2 separate regions of the Homo sapiens genome follow, and region 1 is linked to region 2. A link is an interaction called in ENCODE POLR2A ChIA-PET data of the cell type or tissue named here. Cell type or tissue: A673. All regions are shown on one strand. Each heading gives the region's core, and the rest is flanking DNA. Links, peaks and the distances in the headings are about the cores only.

What was found. Peaks named below come from ENCODE experiments on the same cell type or tissue, not always from the same donor. Only the 100,000 strongest peaks of a DNase experiment are listed, where the experiment ranks them.
Region 1: POLR2A ChIA-PET joins it to region 2 with 6 read pairs; 2 of 35 experiments call an interaction of 5 or more read pairs at or near these places.

What each region holds. Positions count from the first base shown.
Region 1 is chr11:86,889,783-86,905,751 of GRCh38, forward strand. It overlaps PRSS23-AS1 (PRSS23 antisense RNA 1), which reads right to left. Exons shown (of 4, transcript NR_187135.1): 3 at 6,631-6,758. It also overlaps a transcript of PRSS23 not described here. Among named protein-coding and RNA genes, the nearest start is that of PRSS23-AS1, 41 kb to the right of the region's middle. RefSeq lists a silencer at 6,711-6,911. In A673, for the core only: no CTCF peak of the experiment used is centred there; a DNase peak (open chromatin) is centred at 10,349.
Region 2 is chr11:86,981,479-86,997,447 of GRCh38, forward strand. All of the region lies in intron 2 of FZD4-DT (FZD4 divergent transcript), which reads left to right. Among named protein-coding and RNA genes, the nearest start is that of FZD4-DT, 34 kb to the left of the region's middle. In A673, for the core only: no CTCF peak of the experiment used is centred there; DNase peaks (open chromatin) are centred at 9,273 and 10,033; H3K4me3 peaks cover 1,054 bases; H3K27ac peaks cover 2,500 bases.

The sequences.
Region 1 (15,969 bases), core at 9,037-11,536, 92 kb before region 2:
AAATGTCAAATCCTGAATATGACCATTCAGTAACAGAAATCTCCCTTCCCTTCTTTCTCTGATGTGCAGTAGTTCTGCCTGTTAGAATCATCTGGAGAGCTTGTTAAAAATACCAATGTCAGGAGCTCGACCCTAGAGATTCAAATTTAACTGATCTGGTGTGGGACCTGGAAATCCTCTATTTTTTAAAAGTTCCCCAGTTGAGGCCAGGTGCGGTGGCTCACGCCTGAGTCCCAGCACTTTGGGAAGCCGAGGCGTGTGGATCACTTGAGGTCAGGAGTTCGAGACCAGCCTGGCCAACATGGTGAAACTCCATCTCTACTAAAAATACAAAAAAAATTAGCCAGGTGTGGTGGTGCACACCTGTAATCCTAGCTACTCAGAGGCTGAGGCATGAGAATCCTTTGAACCTGGGAGGCGGACATCGCAGTGAGCTGAGATCATGCCACTGCACTCCAGCCTGGACAACAGAGTGAGATTCCATCTCCAAAAAAAAAAAATTTCCCCAGTTGAGTCTAATGGGCAGCTAACATTAAGAAGCATTGCCCTGGAATCTCATACCTCAGCATAAAGCATAGAATTTCTAGCCATCTTTATGCCAGAACAAAAGTTTACATCAGCTGTTGATAACACCAGTGAAAAAATATGATTAATAATAATTGCTTAAATTGTATCCATGTAGGGTAAATGCACCTGATAGCAATAACTTAAGCATACCCTTAGACTGACCCTGTATGGCAGACACATCTGAATGTGTGTTCCAAACTAGGGAATTCGGGAGTGGCCAACCCAGAAATTATTCCTTGTTTATGAAGAACATCTGAGCCCCTGGCCTGAACCATGGAAGTGAAACACGGGCTGTACACGGGATTGAGGCCCTAAGTTTTAGGTTAAATGAAGGTTGCCAGGTGGAGGTCATTAGGGGAAGGTGTTAAGTGAAAATGCTATATAAACTGCATGCTGTTTGCAAGTGGTTGCAGTTTCCTGCTTAGCCCAATGCCACTGGGCCATGTGGTTATGTTGTCCAGCCCACCACCACTGGACTTTCTCTTCTGTGTGTAAGCCCTTAATAAAACCCCTTATCTTCTTTGCTGACTCTTGGTCTCTTCTTCAGCCTCTTGAACCTGGTGCTCTCCCTATTAAGGTTAATCAGGGTTCAGAACAACAACCAGTTAGTAATTTATAGTTTGCCATCTTCAAAATGCCTTTTGGTTCGGTGAGATAAAGTGGCTAACCAGGAGTAAGCAGGTGGTATGTGCCAGGGCTTGGTCTAAAACACCTAATTATTTGAGCTCAACTCCTTCCACTGTTCCACCCCCAGCTCCTCAATTGCCAAGCCTGTTTTCTGTAATCAGACTGAGCCTGTGAGACATTTACAGCCGGCTCTCCACCACTGGACTGAAGCAGAACAGCGAGGTAATTATCTGAATAATTCAGGTAATGGCAGTTTATTTTCCCTAAATTACCTGGATAATTACCTCAAGCCTAATAAGATGGAGAGAAGCCAGAGCCACATTCTGATGGTTTTATTGCCCCCTCAGTAATGCTTTCTTGTTTAAAGGTCCTGACTTAAAGAAATCATTTGTTGGAGCTTGTGTCTTCCTTATTTGCCACAGGGTATTCCATAAATCATCTGGGAAAGGTACCAGTGTGTAATTATCCAACTCCTGTGCCTGTTGAAAGCTCCTCCAGGCTGAGGAGCACAGCTATCCTGGATTCCTGATGTGTTCTCTGAGTTTTGGGGAGTCATTAGCTCAGGTAATGAGGTGACAAAGAGGAAATCTTTTGGGTGTTAGATTTTTGTTTCTCCTTTTCTTTTTGTGTTCTTTCCCACATTTCTTAAACTAAATAACCAAACATTTCGCACTACGTCTGCTATGGTTTTCCTGTGTCCCCATCCAAAATCTCATCTTGAATTGTAATCCCCATAATCCCCACGTTACAAGGGACCAGGTGGAGGTAATTGAATCATGGGGGCAGTTTCCCCCATGCTGTTCTTGTGCTAGTGAGTGAGTTCTCACGAGATCTGATGGTTTTCTAAGTGTTTGGTAGTTCCTCCTGCGTTCATTCTCCTTCCTGCTGCCTTGTGAATAAGGTGCGCTTCCCCTTCACCTTCCACCATGACTGGAAGTTTCCTGAGGCCTCCCCAGCCATGCCAAACTGTGAGTTAATTAAACCTTTTTCCTTTATAAATGACCTAGTCTCAAGCAGTTCTTTATAGCAGTGTGAAAACAGACTGATACAACATCCTATTTTCCTGTGCTGAACTTGATCTGTAAAATAGAGCACCTTGTCCAAGAGACAAGACCCGGGCTTTCACATCAAGCCTCATAGCCAGAAACTGGGGAACCCAAAGCCAACTAATGGGACAGGAGCTTCCTTGTTCTGCTGCTATCACTATTTGCCTTGTTAAAATGACCAAATGTCTCACAGGAAGAGGTGTCTATCTCTTTCCGAAAGAGAATTCCTCCTCTGGGACACTTGGTCATCTCTCTGTAGCCTTACTTCATTGTCACTCCCTCTCTTTTCTCTCTCTGCCATCTTTGCTGTGCACTGGCTCCTTCCAGATAGGATTAAGTCTTCTCCATCCCTGTAAGTAGAAAGTGAAGAATTGAATGAGATTGGGCGGGAGCTGGCCATGGCTGAGAGTTGATGGAATGACAATATTAGGAGATGGAAAGAAGAAAATAGAGGCCAGAAAATGCAGCCAAGTCAGATACACCAGATCAATGCAGCGATATGGAAGCAAAGGGAGATGAAGTTCCAAATACACATGATATGATGGAAAACCATGTGTTTGGAATTGAATACTGGCTGCTCAGCTCTCTAGCTGTGTGATAATCTTTAAAACTGACATATTATTAAAACCCACCTCCTAAGGCTTTATAAGATTGAATTATTTGTTGCATGTAAAATTACTTGAATAAATTTTATACTTATTAATTATTAATATTATTATTGCCAAAAAGGGAAATGTAGCCAGCTTTGTTAAATGCTTCCTGGAATCAGAGTGAAAAAGGTACTAGGGGTCTTCTAGTCCTATGTTTGAAAGTTTTGAGACCTCTTCTCATAATAAGAAAAACAATTCACACCGTGATCAAGAATTTACATATATATATGTAGTGGGTTGAATATTGTCCCCCAAAATTTATGTCTACACTGACCCTTGGAATGTGGCCTTATCTGGAAATAGGGTCTTTGCAGATATAATTTAGGTAAAGATCAAGATAAGATCACAATGGGTTAGAGTGGGGCCTAAATCCAATGGCTGTGTCCTTAGACAGAAAAGGGCACAGAGAGAAGATGCTGTGAAGATGAAAACAGAGATTGCAGTTATGCTAACACCAGCCAGGGAATGCCAGGCTAATTCACTAATTCACTAGAAGTTAGAAGAGTCTAGAAAGCATTCTCCCCTAGAGCTTTCAAAGAGAGCTTAGTCCTGCCACACCTTGATTTCAGACTTCTGGCCTCCAGAAGTATGAGAGAATAAACTTCTAATGTTCTAAGCCACCCAGTTTGTGGTAATGTGTTATGGCAGCCCTAGTAAACTAATACATATAAGTATCTGAATCCAAAGCTTCGCAAATTATACTTACTGTGTGTTATGCACTATGATAAATCCTATTAATGCTGGCTGTAAACCACTAAATTGATTTCCGACCCACTTATTTGTTGTGACTCATGATTGGGAGAAACATTGTTCTGCTATGTCTCTCATTAAGGATGAATGATGACTGAGAAAAAAATCTTTGGATTTGGTTTAAGAGTCAACGCTGGTCCTCATGGAAATAATTAAGGTAGGATGGCAGGAGCTATCTACTTAGCACAGAGATGTGATCATTATAGATAGGTAGATAGAAATAGATGGATAGATATAGATATATACATGCATTGTATATTTTGTGCCCAAAATAGCAGTGGCTTAAATAAAAGTATATTCTTCTTGTTAAAAATTTTTTTTAAATAAAGGTAAATTATTTACTCTCATACAAATATAAAATGAATACACGTCAAAGATTTTAACTCATTAACTAATGAAGGAACCAGTAAGATATTACTATCAGCTCAAAGGAGAATTTAAAGTACCCCACTTATAGAGGTCAATCAGGAATACTGAAGTGAATTTACAAATAGATGTAAAACTGGCTTTTTCCAAGGGGCAGAAATAGAGTGGGAGTAAAGGGGGGAATCAATTCACTGGACAGAATTTGTCTTCCGTTTTTGTTTGTTTGTTTTTGTTTTTGTTTTTGAGATGGAATCTCACTCTGTCGCCCAGGCTGGAGTGCAGTGGCACAATCTTGGCTCACTGCAACCTCCGCCTCCTGGATTCAAGCAATTCTCCTGCCTCAGCGTCCCAAGTAGCTGGGATTACAGACATGTGCCACCACGCCTGGCTAATTTTTGTATTTTTGAGATGAGGTTTCACCATGTTGTCCAAGCTGGTCTCAAACTCCTGACCTCAAGTGATCTGCCCGCCTTGGCCTCTCAAAGTGCTGAGATTACAGGCATGAGCCACTGTGCCCAGCCAGAATTTGTTTGCATATGGAAAAGAAATCATCTTTGCCCTGCTAGCAGTTCTCTACAACTTACAGAGTTGTAAAATATTTCAAAGACAATGAATGTTAGAGGTAACCTGGCTGGGTAAGCTACTCAGGGCACCCAAGAATCTTTTTGTTGCCCATTTCAAGACCCTTTGCAATTTTTCCTGGCACTCTCTTATATAATCACATGAGAGTAAGTATTCTAGAACTCCCATGGCAGCTCCCAGTGTCAAGGGACCAGTGCCTTCCATCTTATTGCTTCTCCATTTCTAGGGTGACACCTTCATGTCTGGCAATGTAGGGAAGGAGAGGTAGTAGGAACAGGAAGGGAAAATCAAGCTGAAGAAAGGACTAACCTTTACCGGTCGTTGTCTTTATCTTCAAAGCTCACAGTGCAGATGCCATCCCCTCTATGCAGCCTTGCCTAATCACCATAGCTAAAATCTCTTTCTCCCCTAAACTCTCATGTCCCTTGATGTATGCCCTTCTTCCTTATCACTATTTGTGTATATGTCTTATCTCTTCTGTAGGCTCTAAGGTATCTCATTTATGTTTTTAATGCTCATAGCTTCTAGTACACTGCCCTGCCCAAAGGTGACATTTTATTCAGTTATTACCTTCCTCTCTATTGAGCTGTCTTCAGGACAAAGCCAAAGAAAGGATCTAGTATTTTTCCTCCCCTTTCAATAACACAGAGAGTTACCAGTACTCTTTCTTTGATGACATTACAGTGAGACTTCAGATCATGAGTTTGAGAATTCTGGCTTTTAAGTCCTATTCCATTTTGATATACAGTAACATATAAAGATTTAATCAAATATAAGGATTTAATCAAATAATTAAACATCTATTCTACCCAGGACAGTATGGCATATTAGAAAGTGAGACAAATTTTGAATACCACAGACCAAGGTACAGATCCTGGTCCTGCTACTCACTGACATATGTGAACTTCTGTGAGTCACTTAACTTCTCTGGGCTTCTGCTTTCACCTTCACTAAATGAGGATAATAAATCCAGCTTGCAAGGTTATGATGACATATGAGCCTATTGTATACACAATGTCTATCATAAATTCAGTGGCATTCATTAATATTAGAATACTAAACTGAGAATATCTGGATTTTTTACTGTATTTATCCTTTATTTTATCCTTTTTTTTTTTTTTTTTTTTTTGAGATAGGGTCTCACTCTTGCCCAGGCTGGAGTACAGTGATGTGATCTTGGCTCACTGCAGCCTTGACCTCTTGGGCTCAAGTGATCCTCCCACCTCAGCCTCCTAAGTAGCTGGGACCACAAGCACATACTACCATGCCCAGCTAATTTTTATATTTTCTATAGAGATGGGGTTTCACCATGTTGCCCAGGCTGCTCTCGAACTCCTGGGCTCAAGTGATCGGCCCACTTTGGCTGCCCAAAGTGCCGGGACTACAGGTGTGAACCACCGTGCCTGGCCTGTATTCACCTTTTTTAACCAGGTGTTTTGCACTATTGTGTAGCCACAGCTATAATTAGCAGAAGGTAAGTCAAATTCATGTCAATTACGGCCAGATATGAAGATGAATTAACAAATGCATCTGATCAGTCCATCCAAAATTTCAGTCAAATTATCAGGAAGTATATAATTTGTATAACACAACTAACTGTTCATCTTTCTGTGAAGTGTACTCACTTCACAGTGGGGACAGGCTTATGGCAGTAGCTGTACAACTTTGAAAATCTGCCTTTGTCTCTTATTTATTTTGAAATGGGGGTCTTTTTAAACTCCTTAAAACTTGAAGTAAGTCTCAGAGACCCCAACTAAAACTACCAATTAAGTTTGCACAGGAAATTTTATTTTCCAAATGTAATTACAGGGCAGATATTTCAGGATGTATATATGTGATAGTATTTTAATAATTTGTTGAGCCTTAAGGTACAGTATCAAATACTGCTCATTCCTACCAGTTTGGAGGGGAGGGGTGGAAAAGATAGGGAAGCAGAATGGAATGACTTATTCAACTTTCCAATTCTTTAATATAGCATTGACCTTTGTAAAAAAAAAAAAACACACATATACACATGCACATAAACAAGGACTCCCATTTACCTTATTTTCCATTTTAAATTATAGTACCCAGTCATTCGTCTTTGTCACGATCCACCAAATAGTTTTGTAAGAACGTGTTTCATACAAGCTCTCTTTCAGCATCAGCCAGGAAGGTTAAGGTTTAGATCCTGCATGATAGAAACCCTTTTTGTAATTCTCCCCCAAACATCTGTTCAGTCACTCATCATTAACATCTGTCACCCATTTCTGGGCTCAACCCAGACAAAGCTATGTTTTTCTGTTTATCTAACGAACTCCATTTCAAATTGTTACCAAGTGATTCCTACTCAGACTAATCTTACACAAGGATTGAGAAGATGTCTTCTTGGATCAAATTCATCTTCCACTAATGCAGCGTCTACCCTGAAGCCTTGGCAAAAGCCCAATGGCTCAGAGGAAGGGAAATTCTTCATAACATGCTAACACTTTCCTGCCTGGAAATGTTACATTGAAAACTTCTAATTCTCTTTAACTTTCCAGGGTTAACAAAACGCCATCCTATACATCTTATACATATGTATATCTTTAACTTCAGCCCATCATTTACCCTATACAAGCCCCAGCAGGGCCGCTTTGCAAACCAGCTGAAATAAGAACATAAGAAATGATTTTTTAAATACATGGCCCAATTATTTGCATAAAATGGCTAATAAATATTGGTTCATTTGGAAAGGCAATGCAATGTTTAAAAATATGTAGAGAGACCTGAATTGAGATCTTGGAAAATCACCTCTAAGTCAGGTAACCTTGGATACTTTAGTTAATGGCCCTGGGCCCTCATCTACTTAAAGGAAAAATGGATTCCTTATAGAATTAAAGAGTTAAAAGAACTGTTGCACATAAAGTGCTTTTTTTATTTTAAATTTCTTAGACAGAGACAGGGCCTCACTATATTGCCCAGGCTGGTCTGAAACTCCTGGCCTCAAGCAATCCTCCCAACTTGGCCTACTCTCAACGTGCTGGAATTACAGGAGTGAGCCACCATGCCTGGCCAACATAAAGTACTTGACACAGTGCCTGGCACATAGTAAACAACTCAGTTTATAGTAACTCTTTATTTATTTACTTATTTAATTGAGATACAAAGTCTTGCTCTGTCACTCAGGTTGGAGTGCAGTGGCATAATCATATCTCACTGCAGCCTCAAACTACTGGGCTCAAGTAATCCTCCTGCCTCAGCCTCCTGAGTGGCTAGAATTATAAGCATGCACCCCTGGCTAGTTTTTTTTTGTTTGTTTGTTATAAATACTGGGTCTTGCTGTTGCCCAGGCTAGTTTCAAACTCCTGGCCTCAAGTGATCCTCCTGCCCTGGGCTTTGGTTGCTGGGATTATGGTGTGAGCCACCACACCTGACCAGTTTATGGTAACTCTTGCCATCATCATCTTCAAAGAAGAAAAAGAGCAGAATGGTTTTACCTTGCTCTTTGCGCTCAGCATCTCCTTTTTCTTATTTCTGTTTAACCAGTATTTATTGAGAGCCTCTTATGGGCTAAAAACTGTGCCAAATAACATGAAAGAGGCAAATTCCTTGTCCTCAAGGAGCTCTCCCTGGAGAAGATAGATAGATCTAGACTCTACTTCGAATCAGATGCTAGTAAGTGCTCTCATTTTAAAAGTAACATTCCCCACAGATTACTTGAGGATGTTTTAACACCAAATCTCTGATTTTCTTATTAGAAATCTTTAATTGGAGGCTCATCTTACACAGTAAGTTTAGGAATTTAAACCCCAGGGCAGATATTTCATTTCGATGAGAACCTAATGGTTATAATCTAGGTCAGTGTTTATAATGTCAATAGTGCAGTGAGGAGGAGAAGGGTTTTCACCTCTATTTCCATGGATTTTAGAAACAATCATAGTGAAGAAGGCCCCTAAAACTGAACCAGATGGGACAAGTGAATTATTATAACTTATTTATTTCCTTCAATAAATATAGTATAAAAAGTATTTCAGAAAGCTCCCATAACCCATTAGAGTCTATTTGATATATAAGGATGCTAAATATTAATGTTGATATTTTTTGTTGAGGATCAGAATGCCAAGGACTCATTTTCTGTTGAATGTAGTCAATAAGGAAGGAGTCTCTTTGAGAATTCCATTATGACCATAGCTATTTGTCACTTTCCTCATTGTCTGGGGAAAGGACAAATGAAGCGGAGCACCTTTCAGAGCTACAGTTCTCTGCTGTTGTTCCTTCATGGGTCCCTGTCCTTGGGACATATGTCTTGTGAATAAAATATGTGTCACACTGAAGATGTGATAAGTGTGCTGAGACCACACAAAGAAACTGACTCCATCAGCAGAGGGTGATGGGGTGAGCAGAGGCTTTCCAGGCAGAGGGAATTGCATGCGGTGTGCATATCTCTTCTCTGAACCTTCATTTCCTGGCCTCTACATGGAGAAAACAAGGCACACCTCTCTGGGTGCCCAGAAGCACTTACATATATTGTCTGGTAGTCATGGGCACTCATCTATGTTAATTTGTTTGTGGCACAGAGTTACTGGACTAGGTAGTGATCAGAAACCAAGCCCAGGTATTCTGAGCACTAGGTCATGCAGGTTCCAGGGCATCACTCTACTTCCAGGCACACCCAGAAGACAAAGTGTATGTGCAAGTCTCAGCTGACCTGCCACCATGTTCATAGGGTAAAGTTGGGAAGTATTTGTCCCACAACCTTCAAACCCCACCTGCTTCAACAAACCCTGGCCTGGCCAGCATGCATTCCTGTGCTGATCCCTTCCCCAACCCCACACCCCACTCATGGTGCACTGCTAGGGGAGAATCAAGCTAAGTCTTCACAAGTCAAGAAAAAAATACTACCCTGGCCAGGCGTGGCTTCTCACACCTGTAATACCAGAACTTTGGGAGGCTGAAGGGGGCAGATTGCATAAGCTAAGGAGTTTGAGACCAGCCTGGGCAATATGGCAAAACCCCATCTCTACAAAACATACAAAAATTAGCCAGGTATGGCAGCTCGCACCTGTAGTCCCAGCTACTTGGGGGGCAGAGGCGAGAGGATCACCTGAGACTGGGAGGTTGAGGCAGCAGTGAGTTGAGATCATGCTACTGTACTCCAGCCTGGGCAACAAAGTGAGACCCCGTTTCTTTTTTTTTTTTTTGAGACAGAGTCTCGCTCTGTCACCCAGGCTGGCGTGCAGTGGCACGATCTTGGCTCACTGCAAGCTCTGCCTCCCAGGTTCACACCATTCTCTTGCCTAAGCCTCCCAAGTAGCTGGGACTACAGATGCCCGCCACCATGCCTGGCTAATTTTTTTCTATTTTTCAGTAGAGACAGGGTTTCACCATGTTAGCCAGGATGGTCTCGATCGCCTGACCTCGTGATCCACCTGCCTCGGCCTCCCAAAGTGCTGGGATTACAGGCATGAGCCACCAAGTCCGGCCGCGAGACCCCATTTCTTAAAAAAAAAAAAAATACTACCCCAAGGGAGGCCTCAGCCATGAAGTAAATTGGGAAGAGAAACACATAAGTGACAAGTGACACTGAAAAGGCTAGATTTTTAAAAGATGTTTTTAGTTGTCTTTAAAAAAAAAAATCCAAAGGCAAATCTGATAACCAAAGAACGCATGGTCTATGATGGAGGGAAGTAGGAAATTGAGTTAGATGAGGGAAGGAGCTGACTAAATGCCTCTTTGAAAATAGAGATGTTTCTGAGTCAATGGACCTGAAGGACATGTTTCCTGAGATACTTAATGCCAAATGTGTTCTTTTCACTTAAGACTGGTATCTTGTTCTCTAAGTTGTTGAGATCTTCAATACTTGATTTATTATTTCCTCCTCAATGCTTTCCTCTCCTCTAATTGTAGACACTTTGCACTTGGTTTCAAGGTCTGTAAACTGCATTCTGCCTCCCAGGCGGGACATTTGGTACAGGGAGGCAGGAGGAGGAAGCGGCTTGCATGTGCCCGTATGCTCAGGCTCTGTGCCCACCTTGCAATATGCATTTGATGACTCAGGCTGTGTACTGCTTTTCTTAAATGCATATCTGATCCATTCTGCACACAGAATTCAGAGATATTTTGTAATGTAAGCAGATCATACTACTTTTCTGCTTGCCACCTGCCTGTGACTTCCCACTGTACTCAGAATGAAATCCACATTCTTTACCAGGTGCTACAGGGCCCTGCATGGTCTGGCTCTGAGCCACCTCACCACGCTCATTTTGTGCCACTCTTCCCCACCATGACTATGTCACACCTGTGTTTGCCTCTGACAGTATATAGGCGGCATCCTCTTCTTTTCAGCTCAGAGTCTACACATATGCTGCTCCCTCTCCCTGGAATCTCTTTCTCAGACTCTGCCTGGCTAGTACCCACTCCTTCAAATTTCAGCATTATTATCTCTCTCTCTTTTTTTTTTTTTTTTTTTTTGAGACGGAGTCTCGCTCTGTCGCCCAGGCTGGAGTGCAGTGATGCGATCTCGGCTCACTGCAACCTCTGCCTCCCAGGTTCAAGCGATTCTCCTGCCTCAACCTCCCAAGTAGCTAGGACTACAGGCACCCACCACCACACCTAGCTAACTTTTGTATTTTTAGTAGAGATGGGGTTTCACCATGTTGGCCAGGCTGGTCTCGAACTCCTAACCTCAGGTGGTCCGCCCACCTCAGCCTCCCAAAGTGCTGGGATTACAGGCATGAGCAACCATACCCGGCTTATCATCTCTTTCTTAAAGAGGTCTTCCCTGTCTCCCAATCCAAATTAGGCCCACCACTATTGTACATTCATAACAGCCTAGTCTTTTCCTTATTAACACTTTGTTATTTGTGAGGTTATTTGCCAAATGTCTGACACCCTACACCTGATGGAGAGTAAACCTCATGGGGACATTGACCAATATGCACCTATTTTATCTACATTATATACCAAGAACCGAAAACAGCTCTTGTCCCAGCAGAGGGCATGATAAATGTTTAGAGAATAAATGAATGGCTGGCTTGAACAAAACTACCATCTTTTCTATTCCTGCTGTCGGAACTGAAAGAGTAGAGGTGGCCTGTATACCTCATCTCATAACAGAATACCAAATTATTAAAAGTGCCTGAAACCAAATTGAATTACAGTCAAAATGGTAGGTTGACTGTCTTCTGCTTCTAGCCAAGGAGATGCTAAGAAGGGAGGTCACTGGTCTAAAAAGTTATAAAGGACTTTGAGGAAAAGAAGGTGCATTTATCAAAACCAGAAAGCCTCTAATTCAAAGTCTCTTGAGAGGGCCGATCACCTACATATATAGTCATACAGTCATTCACATAAATGCCAAAATGTCAGAATTTAAAGCTGGCATTTGGAAGGGAATTAGCTGTACCTCCAGAGAAACCCGGACCCTACAGACCTTGCTCACATAGTATAGTATTTTCCAGCGTTATCCTGAGAAGCCCAGCTGTTCCCATAACTAAAGACAATTTCCAGTCATTCCTTTGGTTTTCCACTAATTATACATTATTATCATAATGGCATGTCAAGCCATGGTCATTTATGAAAACCAGGGTACTTCTGGGGGAAAATAGATAAAAAGGAAACTCATGTCTCTGTCTCTACTGAACCAGGCATGGGTGATCCTTCAAGGTAGAAACTGGGTGTTGCTCATCTTTGCTTACCTGGAGCCTAGAATGGTGCTGAGCACAGAGTAGATTGTCAATTCATGTCTACTGAATGTCTACATAGATGATGGATAGATGGGAGTGTGTCTAAGCAATTTGTGGAGTTTTCTTTCACTGAAATAAAGTTGACCCTTAGAATATTCATTTAGGAAGATTATGTACTTATAAACTGAGCCACCTGTGCTCAGAAACTATAGGGACATTCTCTACAACCCCTCCCCTAAAACCTTATCTATTTGCTCCCAATTTCTACTGCTCTATTTAGACTCAGCATGTCTTCTGACCTTTGGCAATATCTCCCAGCTGGAGTCTTCTCTATCCTTGGACTAGGCATTGGTACTTAATTTTTTTCTTTCTTAAGACCTGTTATTCAGCTTATCTCATTCTTATCTTTGGATGACCTAGATAAGGGTCCTCACCCAAGCTTCGGCCACTTCAGGTGTACCTGGCTTTCTGTCAGACCAAGACTTCTGAAACAGATTTTAAAGAGAGATGCCCTAGAAATTGGATAATTGGTGAGCTGCCACCAGATAACAGCTAACAGGCATGATATCATACATCTAGCTATCAAACTACTTCCAGATGTGGATAACTGAGGAGAAAAGATTAGTGTACATGATGCTACTACCTATGTTTTTTCTAGAAAGACAGTTTAAAAAAATCCAAAGCAAGATGTAAACAACATGATATCAAGACACAGACTGGTGCTTACTTTTTCTGCTCTCTGCTAATTCCACACTGCTTCATTCAGCTACTTTATGTTTTCAAGCCTGAATTGAAAATGTCTTCCCTTCTTCCCAAGGATCAAAGATGAATATAATCGTAGTTAAGATCTTGGATTGTGGACTCTGGAAGGCCAGTGTGGAAATTCTGAGTCTACCACTAAGTAGCATGGGCAAGCTATCTAACCTCTTCAGGCCTTAGTGTTCTCTCCAAAATATGAAAAATAACAGCACAGAGGGAAATTGCTCACTGGAATGTCCAGGACCTTACCTGTCCTGGATGAATGATATTTCCAACACTTAGATATCTTCAAAAGAACTTTTCCTGCTACCATTTGATCCAGGTCTTGCATCTTCTGGATATATTTCTTCCTTCTTTCCTTCCTACCTTTCTTTTTTCTTTCCCCTCCCCACTGCCCTGTGTTTATCTGTATGTTCTTACCTACTACATGGATTAAGGGATGGATGTCTAGTGTCAATTTCCACAATCACAGTTAAAAGGTATAAAAAATATGATATCCAGCAAAATATAAACAAACAATAATCATCCCAGCTTCTGTTTTACAAGCTACAGGTCACAAGGTCACTGCAATCATGCATAATGGTTCATACCCCACTAGCGATGTATGGGCTGAGCCTCTGGCATGCCCACTGGTCATTTACAACCCAGCCCTATACAGTACCACAACACCAAGTTGTTCCTTAAGTATTGTAATTTTTAACATACAATCTTTTTTTTTTTTTTTTTTTGAGACGGAGTCTCGCTCTGTTGCCCAGGCTCGAGTGCAGTGGTGTGATCTCGGCTCACTGCAACCTCCACCTCCTGGGTTCATGCCATTCTCCTGCCTCAGCCTCCTGAGTAGCTGGGACTACAGGTGCCCACCACCACTCCTGGCTAATTTTTTTGTATTTTTAGTAGAGTTGGGGTTTCACTGTGTTAGCCAGGATGGTCTTGATCTCCTGACCTCATGATCCACCTGCCTCGGCCTCCCAAAGTGCTGGGATTACAGACATGAGCCACCACTCCCGGACTACATATAATCTTTTAAAATCTTTTTGAACAATTAAAATGCTTACTTCCAGACCCCTGGGTAAGTGACTTATTTATTCTACCTCCCTCATGATCTTGAAGTGAGGATTAAGATAGATAAAGTGTGTAAACCACCTGGTGTATGACCTGGCATAGGCAGGGTAAGCAATAATTTAGAATGTGCTGAAATAGGGCTGCTTGAATTGATAGCTTTTGCTTCTGAAGGCTTTTTCTAATAGCTTCAGAGAAAAATAAATCTAAAACCTTCTCACTATGGCTGGAATGAGGTAAATCAGGGATAGCATATAGGTCTGAACATGCACACTCACTCTACAAACAGTCACCTGGAGTACAAATAAAGCTGCAGAAAAGACTTCTGTGCTCACTTAGCACTGGCCACTGTGGACCCAGGTTGAAGGAATGACAACATGGGTGCTGTGTATTTGCTGTCCTTGCTGTTGTGATAAGCACATAGGGCTGCCAGTTAGAAAACCTGGATTTTAGTCCTGCCCCACCTAGACACATCACCTCCAGCAAATCACCCAAGTCGAGACTGATTTCCTCATCTGCTTCCGTCCCCATCTTGCATGTTGTATCCTAGTAATCATGAACTGCTTGTGGTTCTAGCAGTTTAGTCCCTTGGCTTTCCTTTGCCTGGAGTACCCATCTTATCCTTCTAACTCCCACAAGTCTTACCCTTCAGCTTCTAGCTCAAGCAGTGCCTTTCCCAGGAAGCCTTTCTCAACTCCCAGGTGGTGCTATGTACCCCAACTCTAAATACCCGCCCACCTGAGCATTATTCCTCTATTCTATGGGCTAGCAAACTTTTTCTATAAATGTTCAATAGTCAATACTTTAGGCTCTGTAGGCCGGATAGCCTCTGTCACAACTATTACACTAAACTCTGCCATTGTAGCACAAAAGCATCTGTGGACAACATATAAATAAATGAGTAAAGCTGTGTCCCAGTAAAACTTTACCACTGGGCCAGATATGGTGGCTCATGCCTGTAATCCCAGAATCTTGGGAGTCTGAGGCAGGAGGATTGCTTGAGGCCAAAAGTTTAAGACTAGCCTGAGCAACATATTGAGATCCATTTCCACCAAAAAAAAAAAAAAAGTTTTAATTAGCAGGGCCTGGTGGTGCATGCCTGTAGTCCCAGCTACTTGGGAGGCTGAGATGGGAAGATCCTTTGAGCCTGAGTGTTAGAGGCTGCAGTGAGCTATGGTTATACCACTGTACTTCAGTCTGGGGGACAGAGTTAGACCCTGTCTCAAAACAGCAACAAAACAAAAACAAAAAAACCCATTTATTTTCAAAAACAGATGTTGGGCTTGATCTACCCTATCAGGTAACATGTCATACCGAAATGATCCATGTGCATATCTTTCTCTTTCACTAGACTGTGCGCTAAAGGCAGAGATAGGCCTTCCTTCTCTTTGTACCTCTAATATTCAGCACATAGTGGCTATTCAATAACTGAAGTAACAATGCTGGAAAATTGGAATAATAATCTCTTTCTGGCTATTCCACAGGGCTATGGGTTTTAAGCATGATAAAGCATGTGAAAGCCCAGGACAGTGATAAGGCACCATTCAAACGTATGGTGCTCTTCCTACGGCACATCATTGATACTCTTGCTCTAGCCTCTTCAGGAGGTGGAGAGTCATATATGAATCTGTTATTTCCCGCCACAAGCAGACACAAAATAAAATGCCAGCTAAAAACCTCACTCCTTTCAGATTCAACTTCTAAGAAATGAATCATTAGGTCATATGCTGAGTTGAAGCATATTAAACCATCCAGAAGTCCTGAAGCTACCCTGAAAGGCATAAAAAGTCTCACAATGTCTGCCTCCCTTTCTTTAAGGTTTTCTTTAACAAATACCTTCACACTTTTCCAGAAGGTGTCAATATTTACATCTGCTGAGTTTGCTGTCAAGCTTAATAGAAGGCAGGAATAGACGTCTGA
Region 2 (15,969 bases), core at 9,020-11,519:
TGAAAATACAAAAATTAGCTGGGTGTGGTGGTGCATGCCTGTAATCCCACCTACTCGGGAGACTGTGGTGTGAGAATCGCTTGAACCCAGGAGGCAGAGGTTGTAGTGAGCTAAGATCGCACCACTGCACTCCAGCCTAGGTGACAGGGCAAGACTCCATCTAAAAAAAAACAAACAAAAAATCTCAGCTCTACCACTTATTGGCTGTGTAACTTTTGAAAGATTCCTTAACCTTTCTGTGCCTTAGTTTCTTCATCTATCAAACGAGGATGACAAAAATCTTTACCAATTGGATTCTTGTAAAGATTAAATAAGTTAATAGGAATGAAGTACTCATAGCAAGTGCCTCATGCGTGGTAAGTGCTCGGTAACTGTAAAGTCTTTTTCTTCTTACCCTACCTGTCTCCCAGCTATAGGGCTGGGCAAATGATTCAGATCTGGCCATCAGAGTGTCTGTCCTATCTTCTTGTTTACCATGATTGGTCTAGGGCAAGGTCAGCAAAATTTTTCTGTAAAAAGCAGATAGCAAATATTTTAGGCTTTGTGGGCCGTGTGGCCTCTGTTACCACTACTCAACTTGCTATGACAGTGGAAAACCAACTATGGACAATACAGAAACAAATGGGTGTGATTGTGTTCCAATAAAACTGAAATTTATGGACCTTGACATTTGAATTTCATATAATTTTCAGGTGTTATAAAATATTACTCTTATTTTTTTCCCCAATCATTTAAAAATGACAAACCCATTTTTAGTTCATATGCTGCCCCAAAACAAGAGTCAGGCTGGATTTGGCCGGTGGGTCATAGTTTGTTGACTCCTGGTGTGGGCATGGGCATGTGACCCACAAAGGGCCAAAGTCCTGCCACGGGATTTGATACGTGGACACTGGGAGAGAGTATGTGCTGCTTCCTTTTGGATCAAGATTTCCATGGCCATCTTCCTTTCCACAGGGAGAGATCCTGTGTATGGCAGGAGGAATGAAGCCAACAGCAAAAAGAATCGGAGCCCAAGCAGAGCCAGCTAAGAAATAAAGACAGAGACAGCAAGCCCTGAAAACTTTATCTGAGCGTCAAGATCTAGCCATGCCTATTAGTTCCATGAGCCAATAATTCGATTTTTGTTTTTTCTAATATAGGTTATAGTCAGGTTTTGGTCACCTACAGTGGAGTTCTGATAGATACTTAAGGGCTTGTTTTCCTTACACGACATAATACCACCATACATAATTATTTTTAAAAAGGGAACACTAGCCTGTATTGTGTAGTTACCATGTGCCAGGCAATTTGGTAAGTGCTTTCACATGTGAGCTCTCATTGACTTCTTATAACAACGCTCTGAGGTTGGCATTATTATCCTCACTTTACCAAGAACACAGACACATTTGATGCCAGTAGATTGCTTGCTGAGGTACAGTATTTGATGGCAGAATGAAGCAGCTAAAGGGATTAGGGCAAGTGGACTGTTCAGGGCCATTTTCTCACCCACCTCGCTCCCTAAGAAAGAAGGATGGCAGAGTATACTGTCAGGGCACACTTAATCCCTTTTCTGGGAAAGAGGACATGTACTGATCAGAAATCCCCACTGTTCCCTCTTCTGGGCAGTGGGGAGTGGCGGTCCTGGAGTTCTTGCCCAGCTGCCCAGCAGAGAGTGGACGAGCAGCTGAGGCACACTGACGAACAGCCTGGGTTAATCCAGGCTGCAGCTTGCAACTCCCTTGCAGGACCCATCCAGGATTTCCTTCAGAAGTATCACATCACAGCAGCTGGCTGGCTTGACTTTGCCAACTGCTTGACCCCTAGCTGCACAGGAAACTTCAGCAGGTAGAACTTGGCCAGCCTCAGGAGTAGACACACCCTGACCTCCTTAGGATAGAACAGAAAGGCTTGCACAAACAGGGCTTGCACAATAGAGGATGAGAAAGCGGCCAGGGAAAATAATCCTCCACATCCATTAACCCTCACCTTGACACATCAGCCCTTTGAGTTGTGGATTGAAGACAAAGAACTACCATATTAATAGCTGTTACTTATTGGACAACTCCTGTATCTCATTCCATTTATTATAATAGCTCTTATTATCAATTATTGTGTGCCAGATACTTTACCTAAATAATAATAATTATTATATTATATATATATATGTGTATATATATATATATATTTTTTTTTTTTTTTTTTGAAACAGTCTCACTCTATTGCCCAGGCTGGAGTGCAGTGATGCAATCTCAGCTCACTGCAACCTCCGCCTCCCAGCTCAAGCAATTCTCCTGCCTCAGCCTCCTAAGTAGCTGGGATTACAGGCACCTGCCACCACACCCAGATAATTTTTGTATATTTAGTAGACACAGGGTTTCACCATATTGTCCAGGCTGGTCTCGAACTCCTGACCTCAAGTGATCTGCCTGCCTCAGCCTTCCAAAGTGCTGGGATTATAGGCATGAGCCACTGCACCAGCCTAATTATTTCTAATTATCAGAAACCTTGCAAAGTACACATTAAATATTACCTACTATTTTATAGACAAAGAGACCAAGATGACTAGAGGTTACAAAATGATGAACACTAGGAGGGAAGGGGAATTTGCACCTGGTCTGTCTCTATTTCCACCCACTACCATGTGAGATGGGAGATGAAGCAGGAGGAGAGGGGCAATATTTTTCCAGCCTTCAGCAGTTGGACAGGACAGGTCAAGCCACTGGAAATGGAACATGAATCTTGAATCCCTCTTCAAACTTTTTGAAGGCAGGGAATTGTGTTATTTTGTATTTACATGGTATACATCAGCACATAACTCATACTTGGCCCAGAGCAGGAGCTCATTGATGTTTGTAGAATGAATGAGTAAATGAGTCCAGGTGTCTCTTGCTTTCAGTAAAACAGGAAAAGACTGAAGGGGCACTGATTTGATGATGTCCTCTCTTTAAGTTGCTTCCTGGAACTCTTAGAAGTCATATGAACTCTTATGGGCATCTACCTTACCTTTTAGTACAATGGAGTAGAAGTTCACCCAATTTCACGGTAAATTTTATAGGATTGCTTTACCTAATGCCACCATAGGGGTCTAAAACAGGTAGTGCATGTTTCAAAAAATTGTCTCTACTGGACTTTCTTCTTGAGGCAGGGAAAAAATTCTGATTTCACAAACTTGAGGGTTTTCTTGCTGGGCCTTAACCAGGCAGTAATAAGCGCTGGGTGCTGAGAAAGTTAAGCAGAGACCTTTAAAATGGGGATGGAGGGCAAGGCAAGGAAGGAAAAATTGGGCACAAAGGTCAAAAGTTGGAGCTTTGCCTATTCTATTCCCTGGCCAGCAGGCAGGCCCTGAACTCAATTCCCTTTTGCTTGCTCTCTGGGGCAAGGCTGAGTTAGCAAGCTATAAATTCCACTAGTCCAAGTGTGAGGAATGTGGAGATGAATGTGGAGAAGTCTTCGTTCCAGAGGAAAGGGCACAACAGCGGGCCAGCTGGAGACGGAAGACAGAACATATCCCAAGTGCGAGCCAACAGAGATTTGAAATTAGAATCTGGGCTCAACCTGCACCTGGGTTTTAAGAACTCTGTGATTGTAAGTGGATAGGGCTGTCAAGTAGTTGGAAGAAAGTGTGTAGAGTCCTGAGGTGACATGGAGTTGATTTGCCAAGAAAAATTATTAGCATATTTATCTGATCATTTGCGTCAATGTGTCTTCTTGGCAAGGAGAAGCATTTGTGCAGGGAACTAATGAAAGAGGAAGGTTAAAAGAAGAGGAGGGCCCCATAAGGTAAGCAGGAAGTCAAGTGGTACCCAGAGAAGCCCATCTGGCTTTGCCATCAAAGGCAACTTGATGGAGATGGAGAAGCTAAATGACTGGCCACATTTCCCATGTGTTGTGGGGTGACACCCTCTCCTAGAACCTGGGGACTGGGATCCAGGCCTGGAGCTTACTTTGGACTTTCTGTGGAGGATAATTTTTATTGGGAAGTGTGGTTTGAAAGGTAAAACTGTTGAAGACCATCTATCTTTGAAGATCAGCGTTTGCTGGCACTCACTGAGGATTTCTGGATTCTTGGAAATCTAACAACTGCCTCTTTCCTCACCACAACTAGGTATAAACAATGAATAATGTGGGAACTAAGAATTCAAGGATGATGGCCTTCTTAAGGTTTGCTTTGAGTTCAAGGATTTAAAACTATAGATAGAGACAGGAGGCAGCCAAGCATCCCCAGTGAAACCCCACCTCCAAGCCTAAAAGTCTGAAGGCTGAAAAACCAGACTGATGGTCCCGGATGAAGCGTACCGTTTCCCGATTGATTCTCTCTGAATAATGCCCACCTGCGCACTGGGGGAGGTGAGTGGAGCCAGGGAAAGTTCCTGCCATTTGCAGGGGAAGGAGCCTGGCCTCTTCAGTTCCTGTGTGGTGACCTGGGAATCGGTCTATGAGGTGGGAGATCTGTTAGTAGGACTCTATCTCACTTTGCTCAGAGTTCCTTTTTCGTTTTTTCCTTTTCAGCCAATAAACCCTGCCCTACTCACACTACAATTGTGTCTGTGTGCCTAAATTTTCCTGGTCGTGTGACAAGAACCTGGTGTTTTTCTACAACACTATGTCCTCTTAATGTGACTTCATCCAGTCATAGGATGCATAAATAGCTGAAAAGGTATTACATCAATGGCCAGAAAGTAGGGGTTTCAGGAAAATTCTCCTTTAATGTGTGAGACTGGGCAAGCCATTTAACCTCTTTGTGTCTAATTTTCCTTACCTTTTAAATTGAGTTAATAGTATCTTGTCAAAGTAAAATAAAATGATAAGTGGCCGGCCAGGCGCGGTGGCTTATGCCTGTAATCCCAGCACTTTGGGAGGCCAAGGCGGGCAGATCACCTGAGGTCGGGAGTTTGAGACCAGCCTGACCAATATGGAGAAACCCCGTCTCTACTAGAAATACTAAATTAGCTGGGTGTGGTGGCACATGCCTGTAATCCCAGCTACTAGGGAGGGTGAGGCAGGAGAATCGCTTGAACCCAGGAGGCGGAGGTTGTGGAGAGCCGAGATCACGCCATTGTACTCCAACCTGGGCAACAAGAGCAAAACTCCATCTCAAAAAAAAAAAAAAAAAGATAAGTGGCCAAGTGTTTTTTAAGTATGCAAACTGAGTCAACCGTGTTACATGAAAAGGGTTTGGGAATCTGGGTTTAAATACCCATTCTGTGATTTACTACCTGTATAATTTTTATTTATTTATTTATTTTGAGACGGTCTTACTCTGTCGCCCAGGCTGGAGTGCGGTGGCAGCATCTCGGCTCACTGCAACTGCCTCCTCTGCAGGTTCAAGCGATTCTCCTGCCTCCGCCTCCCAAGTAACTGGGATTACAGACATGTGCCACCACATCCGGCTAATTTTTGTATTTTTAGTAGAGATGGGGTTTCACCATGTTGGCCAGGCTGGTCTCGAACTCCTGACCTCAAGTGATCCGTCCACCTCAGCCTCCCAAAGTGCTGAGATTACAGGCGTGAGCCACCGCGCCCCAGCGTATAATCTCGGACATGTTTCTTAACTTGTCAGTGCCTCATTTCCTGATCTCTAAATACTTCTCTAAAGCATTGTAAAGATTAAAATAATGTATGCAAATGACCCAGCTTATATATGGAGCTTTATAAATTCTACTGATTATGATAATGACTCTTTTTTTTTTTTTTTTTGAGACAGAGTCTCACTCTGTCGCCCAGGCTGGAGCACAGTAGCGCAGTCTCGGCTCACTGCAACCTCCGCCTCCCTGGTTCAAGCTATTCTCCTGCCTCAGCCTCCTGAGTAGCTGGGATGACTGGCGTGCATCACCACGCCCGGCTAATTTTTGTATTTTTAGTAGAGACGGGGTTTCATCATGTTGGTCAGGCTGATCTCGAACTCCTGACCTCATGATCTGCCTGCCTCGGCCTCCCAAAGTGCTGGGGTTACAGGCGTGAGCCACCGCACCCAGCCAATAATGACTCTTATAAGCAAGAAATACATATTAAGTGCTTGAAGTAATACTTAAGTTTGTGCGTGGTAAGTGCTAATTATTATCATCATTAATGTTTCTACCAGATATGAAAAACCATCTAGAGGCAAAATTCCTCTCACCTCTCAAAAATGATTGAATAAAACAGGAGTGAATCCACTGTATGCAAAGCAATCTGAGCTTCATTGGACCTGGAGCTTTTTCTACCACCTCTGGAAATCCTGTTTCACAACAGTTTTTTTTTATTATTATTATTCAAATGGGAACTGTGAAGGGAATAAAACCACTAATATTTAATGCATAGGCAAAACCCAAACTGAGGATAAGCTTTGGACATGATTCCTCAGCAATAACTCAATAGCAACCACAGCCCCACCAGAATAATGTTCTGCCAGGAACCTCAGGGCCAGGGTGGTGTCCTTCCACCAACTCACCACAAGAGATTGTACCAAAGCAGTGGAGTACCAAAGCAGTGGAGTACAAGGAGCCCACATTTTAAAAATTACAGGATGAAGAAGTGGAAGTCCAAAATACTCATAAGACAGAATGTATAATAATCTCATCATAACGTCCATAACTGCTAAAAGAGAACTAACTTTACTGGGATAGTTTATCCAGTAAAAACTTACGATAGGGTAACAAGATTGATATAAACTTGCTAGAAAGCTAATAAAATACGTAGATATTTATTTTTCTAACTCAAGGGTATAATGGTTACACCTAAATTTTTTTCTTCCCATTACATCTTTTTGGAGGCAGTTCTATTTTTCTGTTTAATGAGGCCCTGAAAATATAAATGAAAAGTGTAATATATAAAAATCAAGCAATAACTTCACATGTTATGTGAGGAATTTTATCCCCAAGAGCTAAAAATAATATAAATTCCCTATTATATATTATAAATATTTTAATCTTGAATTAAAAATAGAAACCCGAGTCTTATACAATATATATGTGATTATTAAAAATGTTCAAAAGACAAACATTGAATACAGACAATAAAATTACTGACCTAAAGTAATTTCTTACCTCAAATTCTGGCTGTTAGCCAACTTATGTGACATTTTGTTGACATAAGACATTGATTTAGTGTTAGGAAGGAGGACTTTCTGATGGTGATGTTTCACTGGCTTGGGCAAGGTATTTTGCAGGGAAATGAGTGGACTGATCAATAAATTATGATGCTAACTGAAATGGCTTATCAGCCTTTACCAAATTTCTTTCTTGGATCGAGGTGATGAAATGATTATGCAAGTCAATCTTGCTTTTCCCACCCTCCAAAGCCCTTAAATTAACATAAATGAAAATTTTAAAAAGATTTAGGGTTGACAGACTTAGCAAAAATTAAAACAATACTGGACACGCTCAGTTAAATTCGAATTCAGATAGACAACAGACAATTGTTTAGTATAAGTATGTCCCAAATGCACTATTTTGGACATGCTATATTTTATCTGGCAACCATAAAAACAATAAATTCATAACACTGTACCATCAGTGGATCATAATTATGTAGAATTTTGGGATTGGATTAGATTGAGTTTGTCCTGCAATTCTACTTTTAGGAATTTACGAAATGAAAAGATAATATTCATAAAAACATCTGTGTAAGAATGTTCACAGAAGCGTTACTTATAATAGTCAAAAATCTAGAAACAACCAAATGTTTATCAGCATTATTCTGGATAAACAATTTGCCTTTTTAACAAGTTCCGAGGTGCTGCTGATGCTGCTAGTTCAGGCACTATACTTAGAGAGCTACTGTTCTAGAGAGATCGATAGCTCAGAGTCAGGGTGACTACAAGTCAAAAGCAGAAGGGGGTCCTGAGACAAGTGTCAGGATAATTAATTACAGACCTGCATCCGGGAGCAGCAAAGCCAGTCATGTCCCGGATCCCCCATTACCACCACCACTGAGTAGCCAGCAGCCGCAGCAGCCCTGGACCCTGGGTTAAAACCCCAAGAGACTACCCCTCCAAATAATGTAAACTTCCTATTTGGAGGGATAATGTTGTATGGGGATAGAGAGCTGAGAAAGACAAATAGACACTTCCAAAATAGACCCAGGAGAAATAAAAACTATGTTATCTTTGCTTAGGAAAAAAATGTATTGAAGTCTTCCCATGCCAAAGTAAAACCCTACTTATTCTAGTAATGAGGTAGGGAAGGCAAAGGGTCTTCAGCCTGCTTGTCTGCCCCATGCCCATGCTCCCTAAAGTGACATCTTTTGATCAAGCCCCATCCACTTACACACAGCCACAGCCACACTTTCTTTTAGGGGAGAGACCTGTTGGGAAAAACAAGTCTGAGTAGCTGCAGAGGAAGCCCATGCCAGATACCTAAAATCCAAACAGACAACTAGCGATCACCAGACAGACATCAAGATTAAGAAGGAGAAAGGACAAACTGACCAGAGGAAGCAGAGATGTCTCAGAGAGCAGTGAACTTGCAAGAAATACTAATTTGTGTACTAGGAGATATTTGAGAGGCTATCATGTTCATAAAAATAGGAACAATCATAGCCTAAGACTGCCAAAGAAATGTAATAGAAACTAAACATGACTGAGGACAGTTTCTCTCCTGTTTTCTTTATAAATAATCATGGCAAGATGCAATAAAATATGGACAAAAACTGCTGAACAGAAAAAGATGTGGCCCTGCCAAAGTAGGGCTGTGGGCTGGCAGGTGGTGCAGCCATGGGATACCTCAAATTGCTCATTAAACTGCAAGTGTATGAAATTCCAGATTTGGTGTTGGAAAGGCATTTTAGGGGTGGCATGTGTAATGTGTGAAAATCGGGCTGTATAAAAGTTGACTGTGTGAAAGTTAAGAACCATCTGTGTCCACATTCCACTTGGCTTTCCCCAGAGCTTAGTAATATAAGTCTGTCAGCTTAGACTCAGGGTCACCATTACAATAACTCTATCTATATACCATTTCACTACTTATAGTTTACAGAACACTTTTACTAATTATTGTATTTAATCCTTATCTTGGAAGGTAGCTAATATATCCTTATTCTACCCTTGAGGGAATAGAGGCAGCCAGCGGTTTTTATCTAAAACCTTCCAGGAAATATAGAGACTGGTCAGAAAGGCACTTTTGCAGACTGCTTCCCAAAGAATGATCTGCAAATTGTTGATTCCATAAGACAATAGTTCTCAAACTTCAATGTGTGTCAGAATTGCTTCATAGCTTGTACACACACACACACACACACACACACACATTTCTGTCTCTCCTCCCTCCCCGGTTTCTGGATTCAGTAGGAGCCTGAGAATTTGCATTTTAACAAATTCCTAAGTGATGATGCTGCTGCTCCTGCTGATCTAGGATCAACATTTCATGAACCACCATCATAAGGTGCTCTCTGAAAAAAGAATTCCGTGGTTAAATTGAGGCATATTTGTCGTGTAATAGCATTAGCTCTGAAAGGGAAAGAGTAGGAAAAATGGAAATAGTTATACTAGAATAATAGGATTATGAATGATTTTTACTTGAAAAATCTCTTTACATACCATGAGTTTATCTTTTAAACTAAAATGGAGAGGGAGGATATAATATACTGAAAAATGACTAAAATAAAAGATAATGCACAAAACTTAACAAAAAGTTCTTACTGATCTGGGAAAATGTTTATGATGTACAATATGATCTAACCATAGATATTAAAATAAATCTGTCTTTTTCCATGAAAGAGAGAGAGAGAACGAAAAACTAGAAGGAACTGCTCCAAAATGTGTGCAGTGATTATCTTTGGACTTTTGGGGTTATGCATAGTTTTTAGTTTCTAGGAAAATACACCTGTATTTTTTTCTAAAAAGACGCTTAGAGTCTGTAGGAATTCCAGTTTTTAAGAGGAAAAGAAAGTTTCTGCTTTTTAAAGCCCACCTTTAAAATTCCACCCCCTTTGTTTAAGCAATCTCTCAAATAGAATTATACTTCTTGTAACATAATTTGTATAAAAGGCAATTTGTGGTGATTTACTAGTGCAAAAAAGGATTATACCATTAAATCAACTAGTGTCAAATTACCACATTTCATCACATATAGACTATAATTAAGGCAAGTCTAAACTAGACTAATCTTTTTTTTCCTGCTTCCCACAATAATCTAGTTTTGTCTACTTCTCTACTACTTTTTTTTTTTTTTTTTTCGAGACCGAGTCACAGCTTGTTGTCCAGGCGGAGTGCACGATCTTGGCTCACTGCAGCCTCCACCTCCCAGATTCAAGTGATTCTCCTGCCTCAGCCTCCCAAATAGCTGGGATTACAGGTGTGTGCCGTCATGCCCAGCTAATTTTTGTATTTTTAGTAGAGACAGGGTTTCACCACGTTGGCCAGGCTGGTCTCAAACTCCTGACCTCAAGTGATTGACCCGCTTGGGCCTCCCAAGGTTCAGGGATTACAGGTGTAAGTCATTGCACCCAGCCTTCCCTACTACTTTTATGATTTTGCCCAACTGTGTTTGAAAACTGCCTCAAAGTTACAGGCCAATCTCTGATATTTATACATAACAATGAATGTTTTGTGTATTTCAAAAAAAGAAAGTAAGTAAATCTGTATATGTTGTGGTTTGTTGATTGTAACAACTGCATGCTAGAATGGGTTTCCATGGCACAGGTTCATACTGTACAAGTTTCAATGTAAAGAAAATATTCTCCTTAGAGAACTAATGAATCAATAATTCAAACATTAGGTTAATTTTTAAAACATTTTCCAGACACACAATATAATTTTTTTGCAATAGGTAGCTTAAATCAGACTGAGGCTGATTAAAATGGCCCCAAACTGTTATTTCTATAATATGTTCATGAAAATACCCCTTCAAAAATTCAGTTAAGGCCAGGCATGGTGGCTCACGCCTGTAATCCCAACACTTTGGGAGGCCAAGGTGGGCGGATCACTTGAGGTCAAGAGTTTGAGACCAGCCTGGCTAACATGGTGAAACCCTATCTCTACTACAGATACAAAAATTAGCCAGGTGTGGTGGCATGTGCCTGTAATCCCAGTTCCTTGGGAGGCTGAGGCAGGAGAATTGCTTGAGCCTGGGAGGTAGAGGTTGCAGTGAGCTGAGATCACGCCACTGTACTCCAGCCTGGGCAACACAGCAAGACTCCATCTCGAAAAAAAAAAAATTCAGTTAATAATGTGTATGTTGGATATCTGTTAAGTGCCCAATTCTGTGAGATCTATGAAATGTTTCCTGCTATAAAAGAGTTTCTGTCTAAATTGGTAGAGATAAAATTTTTACACATGAAGCGATAAGAGACAAATGAAAGTACAGATGAATGGCTCAGGGAAGTTAGTCCACTAAACAAGGGAACAAGATCTAATAGGCATACTAGGAGGCATTTTAGAGGTTATTACATTCATAAAGCAAAAATAGGAACAATCATAGCCTAGGACTGCCAAAGAAATATAATAGAAACTAAACATGGCTGAGGACAGTTTCTCTCTTGTTTTTTTTATAAATAATCATGGCAAGGTGCAATAAAATATCCGCATCTTTCCAAATCATCTTTAAACCTCTTTAAACACTACTGTAGCTGATCAGTGATAGTTCAGAGTATTCCACAGTGTCGCAATTCTAGAAGGATTTTCAAGTTTACTAAATTCAAATGAATCCTTGCTCCAGGAAGTCTGCAGTAAGGAGGCATTTATTTTCTTCCTTTTTTATCCTACTGCTACCAGCCTTTAGTACATTTACCATTCCACGGCAAGCAAGTGAGGAAATAGACAAGCGAGAGTATTTCCTCTTAGGGACATATGGCAGCAAGGGTGCCCTTGGCTACAAGTAAAAGAAAAGCCCAACAGATGTAAATGAAGAGGAAATCTCATATCTCCCAAGATAAGAAGCACAAAGTGAGGGTGAGTTCTAGATGCATCAGGATTAGAAGCTTCTGTGAAGGAACCAGCTCTTTTCTTTATCTGTACCTATCTTTCTCCATCCTCAGGCTGGTAGCAGAATGGCTGTTGTTATTCCAAGAGGCCCTCCCGGACTATATCCCAGTGTGTATAGTCCAGTGAAACGACGGGAAAACTATGACCATGAAGCAAATCTGGAGCACCACCTGATTTTTTAAAGTAGATTTTACTGAAACACATCCATGTGCATTTCCTTTCATATCGTTTGTGGCTGCTTTCACATTACAGCAGCAGATCTGAATAGCTGCAACAGAGAATTTGAATAATTCTCACAAAGCCAGGCCAAGACAAAGAGACAGCCAATCACTGCTGCTCATTGTTCACATTATCCTTTCCTATTTCTAATGGCCCGCCTATCTGTCCGTCCACCAATTTACATGAAGAGAAAATATTCTTCTTAGAGAACTAATGAATCAATAGTTCAAACATTAGGTGAATTTTAAAAACATTTTCCAGACACACAATATAATTTTTTTTTGCAATAGGTAGCTTAAATCTTACTGAGGCTAATTAAAGTGGCCCCCAAATGGTTATTTCTATAATATGTTCATGAAAATATCCCTTCAAAAATTCAGTTTATTATGTATATGTTGGCATATACATTAGTATATAAGTATATATTAGTATATAAGTAGTAGGGAAGTAGACGAAGCTAGATTATTGTGGGAAGCAGGAAAAAAAGATTAGCTTAGACTTGCCATAATTATAGCCTATATGTGATGAAATGTGGTAATTTGACAGTAGTTGATTTAATGGTATAATCCTTTTTTGCATTAGTAAGTACATATACATACATACATTTATCTTCACGCCTGAAGTCAGTCTTAGGCAGGCATGAGAAACCATGGCAAGCAACCCAGAAAGGGAATGCAGAAGGAGACTTTCATTAGTAGTTACTAGAGAGAGTGTGTTATCTCCAATTTGCTTGACGATCACCTCTGATCTTTTCATACTCAGGCTCCTGCTAAACTAGAATTATTTCTATTCCTTCCCTTTCCTAGTCTTTCTGAGGTCTTAGAAACTTAAAATCAGGCCAGGTGTGGTGGCTCACACCTGTAATCCCAACACTTTGGGAGGCCAAGGCAGGCGGATTACAAGGTCAGGAGTTCGAGACCAGCCTGGCCAACGTGGTGAAACCCCGTCTCTACTAAAAATACAAAAATTAGCTGGGCATGGTGGCGCAGGCCTGTAATCCCAGCTACTTGGGAGGCTGAGGCAGGAGAATCGCTTGAACGCAGGAGGCGAAGTTTGCAGTGAGCCGAGATCAGGCCACTGCATTCCAGCTTGGGCAACAGAGCAAGACTCTGTCTCGGAAAAAAAAAAAAAAATAGCCAGGTGGGGTGCCATGCGCCTGTAATCCCAGCTACTTGGGAGGCTGAGGCAGGAGAACCCCTTGAACCTGTGAGGCAGAGGTTACAGTGAGCCGAGATCATGCCACTGCACTCTAGGTGGGCCACAGTGTGACACTCTGACTCAAAATAATAATAATAATAATAAAATAAATAAATAAACTTAAAATTAGAGTGAAACTAGAGATAACCCTTAAAAAATATTCCAGCTGAGGGACTTACTCTTTGTTTTTTTCTTTTTAGATGGAGTCTCGCTCTGTTGCCAGGCTGGAGTGCAGTGGTGCACTCTCGCCTCACTGCATCCTCCACCTCCCGGGTTCAAGCAATTCTCCTGCCTCAGTGTCCCAAGTAGCTGGGACTACAGGCACCACCATGCCCAGCTAATTTTTGTAGTTTTAGCAGAGACAGGGTTTCACCACGTTGTCCAGGATGGTCTCAATCTCTTGACCTTGTGATCCATGAGCCTCCCAAAGTGCTGGGATTGCAGGTATCAGCCACTGCGCCCGGCCCAGCTGGGGGACTTATTCTTAAAAGGAGCTTGTGCAAAATGTTAATACTCACCATAACGGGAATGATAGCAATTTTCTGTGAAATGAGATGTGAAGAGAACCATCATTTATTGAGGATCTGCTATATGCCACATGATTTGTATATTAACTTCAGTGAATATTCACAATAAGCCTGTGATATATTAAAATTATTTGGTGATAGATCTGGCTGGAAAATGCAGAAAATCTGACTGCAGTGGATTAAAATTTATGGGAGTAGTCCACTAGGTGGTGCTGATATTGATGCAGCTTCTCAGTGACGACATTGAAAAACTAATCTCTGTCTGCATTACTATCCTTAGCAAGTTAACATTTAGCTTTGTTCATGTCTCATAATTGCAAGATGGCTACAGTAGCTCCAGATATCACATCCACATTAGAGGCAGAATTGAGAGAGGCCAGGCACGGTGGCCCATGCTTGTAATACCAGCACTTTGGGAGGCTTAGATGGGTGGATCACATGAGGCCAGGAGTTTGAGACCAGCCTGGCCAACATGGCAAAACTGTCTCTACTAAAAATACAAAAATTAGCCAGGTGTGGCTGGGTGCGGTGGCTCACGCCTGTAATCCCAGCATTTTGGGAGGCCGAGGCGGGCGGATCATGAGTTTAGGTGATCAAGACCATCCTGGCCAACATGGTGAAACCTCGTCTCCACTAAAAATACAAAAATTAGCTAGGCGTGGTGGTGGGCGCCTGTAATCCCAGCTACTCGAGAGGCTGAGGCAAGAGAATGACTTGAACCCAGGAGGCGGAGGTTGCAGTGAGCCAAGATCGCGCCAGTGCACTCCAGCCTGGTGACAGAGCAAGGCCCTGTCTCAGGAAAAAAAAAAAAAAAAAATTAGCCAGGTGTGCCAGGCGCGGTGGCTCACGCCTGTAATCCCATAACTTTGGGAGGCCCACCTCCCAAAGACCATGCTGGCTCACATGGTGAAACCCCGTCTCTACTAAAAATACAAAAAAATTAGCCAGGCGAGGTGGTGGGCGCCTGTAGTCCCAGCTACTCTGGAGGCTGAGGCAGGAGAATGGCATGAACCCGGGAGGCGGAGCTTGCAGTGAGCCGAGATTACACCACTGCACTCCAGCTTGGTCGACAGAGCGAGACTCCGTCTCAAAAAAAAAAAAAAAATTAGAGAGGTGTGGCTGGGTTCAGTGGCTCATGCCTGTAATCCCAGCACTTTGGGAGGCCGAGATGGGTGGATCACGAGGTCAGGAGTTCGAGACCAGCCTGGCCAACATAGTGAAATCCTGTCTCTACTATAAATACCAAAATTAGCTGGGCGTGGTGGCGGGCGCCTGTAGTCCCAGCTACTCAGGAGGCTGAGGCAGGAGAATCGCTTGAACCTGGGAGGCGAAAGTTGAAGTGAGCGGAGACCATGCTACTGCATTCCCGCCTGGCCAACAGAGCGAGACTGTGTCTCGAAAAAAAAAAAAAAAATTACCTAGGGGTGATGGTGTACATTTGTAATCCCAGCTACTTGGGAGGCTGAGGCACGAGAATTGCCTGAGGCACGAGAATTGCCTGAGGCACAAGAATTGCTTGTACCCAGGAGGCGGAGGTTGCAGTGAGCTGAGATCGCACCACTGCACTCCAGCCTAGGCGACACAGTAAGGCTGTCTAAAAAAAAAAAAAAAAAAAAAAGGGTAGAATTGAGGGAAAAGGATAAGGCCACACATAGCCTTCCTTTGGTTAGCAAAGAAAAATTTTCCCAGAAACCCCATCATCAGACTTCTACTTAGGTATTATTGACAACAAATGTTTCACATAGATACCCTTAGTTACAAAGGAGTCAGAGAAAGTAAGGGATAGGATTGTCAGGGTTGTGTTAGATTAGGGGTGGGCAAACAATAACCAAGTCTGGACCACTGCCTGTTTTTGTAAATAAAGTTTTCTTGCACCATATCTATACCCATGCATTTACATATTGTCTATGGTTGTATTCACACTACAATGGCAGAGTTGTGACAGAAACTGAATGGCCTGCGAAGTTTAAAATAGTTACTATTTGGCCCTTTTCAGGAAAATTTGCTGACCCCTGCCTTAAACCACTTGTGAGCCATCATCTAGGCTAGGCACTTCCCTCCCCCAAACAAAACTGGGAGAGCTTCTGATAAGAAGGGGACATTGTCACTGAGTAGGTCACTGACATTATCTGCCACATATAGCTGTTG